Regions from separate parts of the Homo sapiens genome. Here region 1 is linked to region 2. Evidence: chromatin contacts called from ENCODE Hi-C or POLR2A ChIA-PET data. All regions are on one chromosome and are shown on one strand. The core of a region is the stretch at or near the end of the contact, and the rest is flanking DNA. Distances in the headings are between cores, read along the strand shown.

Region 1 (4,577 bases), core at 1,591-4,090, 220 kb before region 2:
TTTCAGTTGTTTTCATGTATAAAATGAGGATAACAATTTACCTTACGGGATTGTAGTGAAATTTGAACAAGATAAGGTAGAGGAGAGAGATTTGTAAGCTATTAAATGCTGTATGAGGCAGCAAAAAACTATGGCCAGTGTTTGCAACTTACCATATGGAGGATTTCAATTAAATCTAAGAAAGAATATCCTATAGTGTAATAATATAGTCCAGTGCAGAATGGGCTCCCTCATGTTTCACTGAGCCCCTTCTCCAGGAAGTTTTCAAGCAGAGGTTGTGTGGCCATCTGTTGGAAATGTGGCAAAGAGGACTTCCATCTTAGAAGGGAGGGCACCTAATATTATTTCTAATGATTACTTCTGAATCCAAGATCTGCGATGAGTGATATTTGGCAACTGGGGTGGCAGTTTCAGGTTTGGTACAAACTCAGTAATGTGTAGCAGGAAACAGAGTTCTCTGCCTCTATCACAGACTGTGCCTCCAACATGACAGCAGCAAAACCCCAACACAATAGAGTGGCACCAATATCCACCCAGAATACATGTTTATGCACACACATACGTTTACACACACATGTTAATTGGGCCAAAAATCAGAGAATTATCATTTCACCCACTCCCACATCCAGTCCATTAGCAAATCTAGTTAACTCTGGTATCAAAAGTACTTCTTAACCACTTTATTACATTCAACACCCTGGTTCAAGCCACCATGATCTCTCATCTAGGTTGCTGAAGTAGCCTTTTTACTAGTCTCCCAACTCAGTCTTGACCCACCACAGTCTGTTCTCCATAAGCAACTAGAATAGTCCTTTTACACTGTAAATTTGGTCATTTCACTCTCTGCTCTCGGTCCTCTAATGACTTTCCATCACACTTAGAATAAAATCCACACTGCTTTTCAAAGCTTCCAGGGCCCTACACCATTTGGTCCCTGAATACCTCTTCAATTTTGTTTCCTGCCAGCTCACTCCAATGTACAAAGCCTTTTGGTCTTAAGATTTTGCACTTGCAGTTTCTCTGCTTGGTGTGCTCTTTCCTAGATGTCCATGTGGCTTGTTCTTTCACGACTTGTCATACAAACATCCTTCTTCCATCACTCCCTACTGCCTTACCTTGTTTTTCTTTTTAGCACTTCCTACCACATGACTTATTAAATATTTATTTGCTTTTTTATTGTCTACCGTCTCTCCATTAAAATACAATGCTATAAGGGATTTCATTCATATGATTGTATCCACAGTACCTAAGGAAGTTTCTGGTAGACATTCAATAAACACTTGTTGAATGAGTAAATGAATGAATGAATTATACTATGAGTAAATGAATGAATGAATTATGCTATTTCAAATACTAGAATTTTTAATGGTATGCTTAAGGAGATATTTGTAGCAAATTTGGGGAATGGTGATGATGTCTAACACTCATTTTTAGGTGTAGTTTATTCTGTGTGTGTCATAAGGTAATGTGTCTCCATTGCCTCAAACCTTCAGTTAACTTTATGCACAGCAACTTGTGGTAGTAATGCCTGGAAGGCAATAAAGGCATTCCACAGTGGGAGTGTCAGGAATGCAGACAGCATATCCACTGCAGAAACCAGTGAAAGCCAGGAAACCTGCAATAATGTGGATTGCCCAAGGGAATAAGGGTCTACCCTGACATCCTCAAAAAACCTGAAGACTAAACTTTCCCCAGAATGTGAAATGAGGCTTATGTCATTCTATGGAGAATTAGAAGAAAAGAGTGATCCCTTAGGGCTGAAGGAACCTCCAAGTAGGGGAGGAGGAATATCTGCATTGCCCTTTTTCTGAAGATGTACCAGTCAGAACTCTGGAAAAATGTTTCCCAGTAAAGGGGAAGCTTTGGTAAAAGTGAAAAGTCATCACTGGGGTGAATCTTTCCTATCTTCTGGGTGAACCTGTAAGGACAGAATACCCACTTAGCTATCTACATTGCCAAGGCAGGTTGGCTTCCCAGTGAATCCCAAAGGTCCCTGGTACTGTCAATGACTATATTATTTCTAAATAGGATTTATTTCTGAACCCTCCTCCACAAAGAATGGGGTTCTAATCTCCTTTTTTAAGAATCACCTCATTCTGTCTTTGGATAATCCAAAACCTTGGGAAAGAAAAAAAAATCAGAATGCAAAAATTTATCTCTACAAACACAAGAACTTACCCAGACCCCTTAGAAAAATGTAACTCATTCAACATGTGGCCTTCACACTTCCTTAGATAAGGACCAGGGAAAGTCTAGGGCTTAACCCGCTGAGGAAATTTATACCATGGCTTTGGGAGAGGCAGGCAGCTTCTCTCACCAATTCTTCTCTTTCTATGAGCAACTGTTTCACGTAAGTCACACTCACAATGATGCCCCCACAATAGAGCTCTTTTCCTGTTAAGCTGTGGTAAGTCAAAACCTACTTCAGAGACGACAAAGTCACCACTTTGGGGGACTGAGAAAAGAGGTGAGTTTCATGTGTTTTTGGTTGCTTGAAAAGAAAAAAAAAAAAGAAAACCTCAAACTACTGAACTAGAAGCACCCTTTACGTATGTGTTTGTCTGGAGTGTTCTACTTTGGATTTAGCATTTCATAGAGGAACAATGCCAATCCAATTTTCAATAAACATATTTAAAAGTTTTTAATTTTTTACATTTCTTATGTTCCAACTGAGGTTAAAAAAAAATCAAAGTTCCAAACGGACAGTCAATATCTCTTCTCTGGAATCAGTGAAGCATAGCGAGCTACAATCCTACCTTCAGAAAGTCCCAGAGGCGTCCTAGTACAGCTCAGACTTAGGAAGATGAAAGTGCCAGTAGTATCACTACCAGCCGATGGCATCATGTCAGCTCAGAATGCCCAGCCCCTTTCCCACTTCCTCTGTGCTGTGGTACCATTATCTAGAAGGGTCCATTAGCAAAAGAATCATGGTCTAGCAAACTTCCTATGACCCTTTGGAACTGGCATACTTGATGGTTGAAGCCAAAAGAGGAAAGACAGGATGAGGAGGATTTCACCCTGAGGGCTAGAATACAGACCAGCATCCAGCCAAAGGAAAGGTAAATGTACCTATCAGACTTTCTCCAGGAAGCACCAGCTCAGGAACCTGACCCTCCAGAGCAGATGAATAAATACAAAAGTTTTAGGGAGAGCAGATGACACATTCCAAAGTGAAACTTTGGTTTTGTTCATTAATTTATTAGACAAGTATTTGAATATACTCTAAATGACAGTTTTACCTCTGGTGACCCAGCAGTTTTCCTTGTCTCTGCCCTAACTCCTGGTAATGCCAAGGACCAAATATATCCTTGTTGTTTTCCAATGCCATGAATTAGAATGCATTAGTTTTTTTCAATCTGTAACCTCAAAATACCACTGGATAATTTACTCAATGCTGGATAACCACTCACACACATTCAAGATGTGTCACTAATATAGATTCAGAGTACTCCTAAAAACATATGCACATATATAAGCCAAGAGACACCTGCCTTATAACTAAGGTCAACAAATATATATTGAGTTTCTAATGTGTGTCAAGCACTAGGTGAGTTTGTGTGGATGGAGTGGTAAACAAGGTTGAAAAAAACCCAAAAAACCTTGCTTTTGGAAATTTTATTCCAGTGGAAAAAAACAAATATTTTTAAAGTGGTCAAAATATATATAATCACAAGTTTTGGTAAGTACTAAGAAAGAAAAAAATAACCATAAAATAATGACAAAAGGAGGGGACTCTATTTAGGATACCTGAGGAGATGACACTTGAATGTCACATGAGAAACCTGAACCAGAGAAATTCTGGTGATGGAAATGGAGCCCATGTGCATGGAGACAGTCTGTCCAGATGTTTGTCTCTCCTGGGAAACGAGAAACGCAGTCAGAGCTGGGGATAGTGAGGGGTAAAACAAAAAGTTTTCACCTTGTTTGGTCTGGAAGATGCAGGTGGTTTGGTCTGGGTTGTCCATTAATGAAAGGGGATCTGCCCAGAGATTGCATAGTTCGTAAGTGGAAGAATGAAGGTTTTAATCTAAGTTTTTAGTCCAAAGTCTATGTCCTTTCCACTATGCCACTTCTCTGCCCCCAGGCAAAAACAAGTAACCATGACATCTATAGAAATTTGGATGAGTGTAACACTGGTCATAATATTGGTAATGGAAACTCTGGGAGGTGGAGAGCAAAGACAATGTATAGAGAGAAGGAAGGCCTGGAAAGATTTGCTTCATAGTTCTTCCCACCCCAATAAATTATTCTTTTTTTTTAGACAGAGTCTCACTCTGTTGCCACAGGCTGGAGTGCAGTGGCCCCTGATCTCAGATCACCACAAGCTCCGCCTCCTGGGTTCACGCCATTCTCCTGCCTCAGCCTCCCAAGTAGCTGGGACTACAGGCGCCCACCACCACGCCTAGCTAATTTTTTGTATTTTTTTTTAGTAGAGACGGGGTCTCACCATGTTAGCCAGGATGGTCTCAATCTCCCGACCTCGTGATCCACCGGCCTTGGCCTCCCAAAGTGCTGGGATTACAGGCATGAGCCACTGTGCCCAGCAATAAATTATTCTTAAAGATATGTGCATATAT
Region 2 (4,037 bases), core at 605-3,104:
CCGGGTCACCCCCACACACCTGCTGTTCCTTTGCCTTGGATCACTGAGTCAGTCACCTTTTGGCCCAGTTAGCCAACTATCATGATGCACCTTTCTGTTTCTCAGCATCTTGAGGAGTCGTGAGTGGATGCCTGCAAATGGCAGGAGAAAATGAAGAAGCTTCTCCACAGTAGATGTTTAAACGAGGAAATGTTTAGGCTTCATTTGTCTTCACTAAAAATCTTTCTTCTTTGACAGACCTGCCTCTCCTTTTGTCTTGTGTTTTTTGTCCCTCATCTCTGTGTGTGTGTTTCTATCTTGCTTTCTGTCTCCCTCTTCCTGTTATTGTGTCTCTGAGCCTGTCTCCCCTTTGTCTAGTCACTAGGAAATACTGCTCCAGGCACACGTGCACCTGCCTCAGGCACGGGGCTGCTCCGGGGCAGGGGAGGAGTAAGTGGGTGTTTAAAGTTCTGCCCTTTGACCTGTGACGGTGAAGAGGAACGCAGCCAGGTGGCAGGAGCTTTGCACCTCTGCACAGGGTCCGGGGTCTCCAGTTGGCCTCCGGATTGCCAGCAGCTTCTTGTCAGGTCCCTGATTTAGAGAATGAAGGAAGAGATCCTGTCCACAGTACATTCTACTCCCTTGAAACACAACAGTTTCTTTCCAGAAGGGAGCAGCTGCCAGCTGAATCCACGTTTACCTCATGGCACATACGTGCAGGCCTTCATACACGCAGTAGACTCTGGGAGCCAGATTCAAATTTGAGGACGTCTGTGTGACGGGAAAGAATATGACTGGAGGTACTGGCCTGGTGCCCCAACAGAGCAAGGATCCCGGGTTCCCTACTTGTGTTTCAATCTGCAGGGGTGACTCTTTCTCATGTGCAAATCAGTGGAGGGTCAGCCCCTAACAGGATGAGAGTGAGGGTGAGGCTGAGGGGCCTGTGTTCTCTCCCAATAAGAGCAACCTATTTGGGACTTCTCACGGGTCAGCCGGGAAACTGGCCTCCCAGGAGCCCTTTGGGCTGCGCAGCTGGAAGCTGTTGCTCTTAACTGTCATCTAGTGGCTAACTATGAATATTGCAGCCACAAAAACCGCTATACCCTGCTGGAGAATGGCCTCTCACTCCTACTGGTCGTTAGCATTGGCTTTCCTTCCCCATTCTCCACTCCAGCCAGGCTGGGGCCTGGTGTCCTAGTGCCCAGGTTGCCACAGTACAGAGACCCAGAACAAACCTGAGATGAGGAGGCATTCAGCGGCAGGTGAGACCTGTCTAAATAGGAAGTTCACAGCGACTTGATGACTGGAAGGCTTCTTGCTGGTTCTGCAGCAATTGCTAAGCCAGTCCTGCCTCCCCGCTCATCCCCCACCTCTACCCAGTGCACGTCATGGTGGCCATGTTACCTACTTGCCTGTCCAGGGTGTTAGGGGGACTAAGAGATGACTCTTAAGCAAAGCTTGGACCCTGAAACTCCGGTGTTGAAAACCTTCAATGTGTCCTCTCTGCTCTTGTCTGTTGGGCCCTGTGTGCATTAGCTGGGCCCAGCCGCGTCCTTGTTTCCCTTTCATGTATGCTCAGAATTCCTTGATATTCTTCAGGCATTTCCTCCTGCACACTCAGTCTCCACCTCTTTGCTGATAATCTTCTCTTCTCTTTCCAGTTCTTCCTCCACCCCTGGCTCTTCCCTCCACTTGAAAACAGTATCTTCTAGGTCCAGTGCAGATGCCACTTCCTCTTGAATCATTCCCTCACTTCCACTCTGCTTGCCCAACCTGGGGGTAACCTTTGCTCCCACCTTCTCTCACAAGTGCTGTGCCCTGTTTCTGAGACGCATTCTCAGTTGTGTCCCTGTCCTGTCTGCTCACTCATCTGTGTAGCTGCGGCTGACTCACTCATCTCTGATGTATTAAAGCAAATACAAAGGCCTCCGTAAACATATATTGACTGACACCAGGGCTCCTAATAATTGTGGCTCACATTCACTGAGCTCTTGCTCTGGGTGGGGCACCGTGTCGAGTGCCTTAGGACGCTGCTTCAGGCACTGCCTATGACAGCCCTGTGAGGAATGTGCAATTTTTCAGGTGAAAAAATTGCTTATCTCACCATATATTTTCTCTCTTTCTCCACCTCAGGGAGGTTCTGACTACCCAAGCACTGTAGCCTGTGTGCTTGCTCCACAGTGACACCGAGGGTCACCTGGCAGCCGGTCATGGTGGAGGGGAAATGAGGAGTTTTTAATGTAAAATTCCACAGGTGTAGGGAGTTGTAGGTGGGAGACATAAGCAATCCTTTGGGGGAGGCAGTAGAGACTCCAGATTGGTTCCAGTCACAGGCTGATAGGCATTCCCTGGAAGTCTTGGGGCAGATTCCTCCATACTAATTTTTAGTTTCCTGTTTTGTTGATTCTAACCTTATGCCTGTATTCTTAGTTCTAGTGGACTGGGACCCTAAGGCACTTGAGACATAGTGAGGGGGGTGGGGCCATTCATTTCATTTAACAAATATTTATTGAACATTGATGGTGTACCAAGCACAGGGCTGTGCTAAGGAGATGGGACATGTATTCATATTCTATGTCATTCTAGAACTGCTGTTGGTTTCATTTCAACAAAAATTTTTTAGTACCTTAGATAAAACATCTGGAACTTGAAACAAAATTGGCAAATTCATATTCTTCTTGGATGAAGTCAGAAAAGTCGCAGAGGTATGAGGATATCTAAGTAATTAAAACAAGAGAACGTTAGAACCGCAGTCCCATGTTTGAAGAGCCAGGCCCTTGGTTGTTTCTGAGAGAATACAAGGGACACCACAGGGAGCTATCTTCCACTCCAGTTCTGGAGCACTCAGGCCATTGGGGAGCTCCCAAAAGATGGATTTGCCCTCCTATGTCACTTTGGCTTTTCTGTCCCTTTTGTTTTGCACTAACCAATTTTGGATTGTCAGACACTGTACAAACAAGGCAGGATAAAGATTGTTCACAACAGTAGATGTGTAATGAGCGAAATGAATCCCAGGTTTCCTCTTTGAAAGGGTCTGCACTCAAGTTTTTGATGTTTAACCTGCACCTGTCCCCTTTCGTACCTGGGCTGACTTCTTGGAGTTTGTGTCCTTGCACCCTGAAACAATCCACCTGTTTCCTCCCACAGAATGTCTTCTCCCTTCACCCATTCTTTTCCTTTGGAACATTTTTTCTTTCTAGTTAGCAGTTGAAGCAGTGATGTTGCAAGAACACCAGTTCCTTTTACAGGGTGACCTGCCTGCGCTCTGTCTCACTTGGCACTGTGGTTCATTTCATTACAGTGTAAGGGGCCAAGGCCTGCAGGGGCCTGATAATCATAAACTGTGTGTGTTGCACCATTCATGCCCCTGGCATCCAAGAAATAGAAACTCAGAATGCTGGCAGTTTTGCCGGGAACACACCTCCTCTCTAATGAGGGAAGATTTCATTGTCCATTGTTTATTTAAAACAAAGGCATGTGAAAGGAGTTTGATGCTCATGAGACATTTCTTGCTTCATTTCTCCTCACACTTCCCTGGGCCCTGTAAGACCAGAGATGGTGGGTCTGACATGAGTGCCCTCGGGGTCTTTGTCTTTGATATGGGAATAGGCTCTCTTGGACTTGTCACCCAAATGCTGACCAGCAGAGACCAGGAGGCCAGTTTAGAACTCCTTCAGCATACAATAATCTTATATAAACATGACCTTAGTGTGACTTGAAGGGCTTTGGAGACTGACGATGAGTGTGGCTTTGAAATTGTCAGGCCTACCTGAGAGAGTCCTTGAAGGAAGTGGGTCAGTACAGGCACTTCTTATTACAGCCCAGCCTCACCTCCTCCAACCCTGTAGGTGTGTTTCCATTGCGCACACTTGGAATTACTCTGAGCATATTTGGCTAAATGTTCCTTTATCTTTTTTCAGACTGTTCTGCATTAGAACTCTTTGCTCAAGGGTATGTAATGCTTAAGGCACATTGAGAACTTTCTCCCAAAGTCTCAGTAAGGGGCTTTGCCAAAAATAAACAGCTTGGAACCCGGAGCTTTGGCCCACATGAGGAGC

The links. A loop is a pair of places that touch in the nucleus more often than their neighbours do. ChIA-PET counts read pairs that join two places held with the same protein, here RNA polymerase II (POLR2A). Pooled maps may share reads with other maps.
Region 1: a pooled map shows a loop between it and region 2 (3-fold over the local background). The contact joins two enhancer-like sites. A Hi-C loop is called at or near these places in 1 of 168 maps with a recorded cell type or tissue (CD4-positive, alpha-beta T cell) and 5 of 50 pooled maps. POLR2A ChIA-PET finds 5 or more read pairs at or near these places in 2 of 52 experiments (OCI-LY7 and activated T-cell).

Annotation. Positions count from the first base shown.
Region 1 is chr1:172,668,779-172,673,355 of GRCh38, reverse strand. No RefSeq gene overlaps it. Among named protein-coding and RNA genes, the nearest start is that of FASLG, 12 kb to the right of the region's middle. Within about 2 kb of position 2,840, at least 3 of the 41 ENCODE cell types and tissues checked have a DNase peak (open chromatin) inside an H3K27ac peak, as active enhancers do.
Region 2 is chr1:172,447,100-172,451,136 of GRCh38, reverse strand. C1orf105 (chromosome 1 open reading frame 105) reads right to left here. Exons shown (of 7, transcript NM_139240.4): 3 at 2,606-2,696. Among named protein-coding and RNA genes, the nearest start is that of PIGC, 5.0 kb to the right of the region's middle. Within about 2 kb of position 1,854, at least 4 of the 41 ENCODE cell types and tissues checked have a DNase peak (open chromatin) inside an H3K27ac peak, as active enhancers do.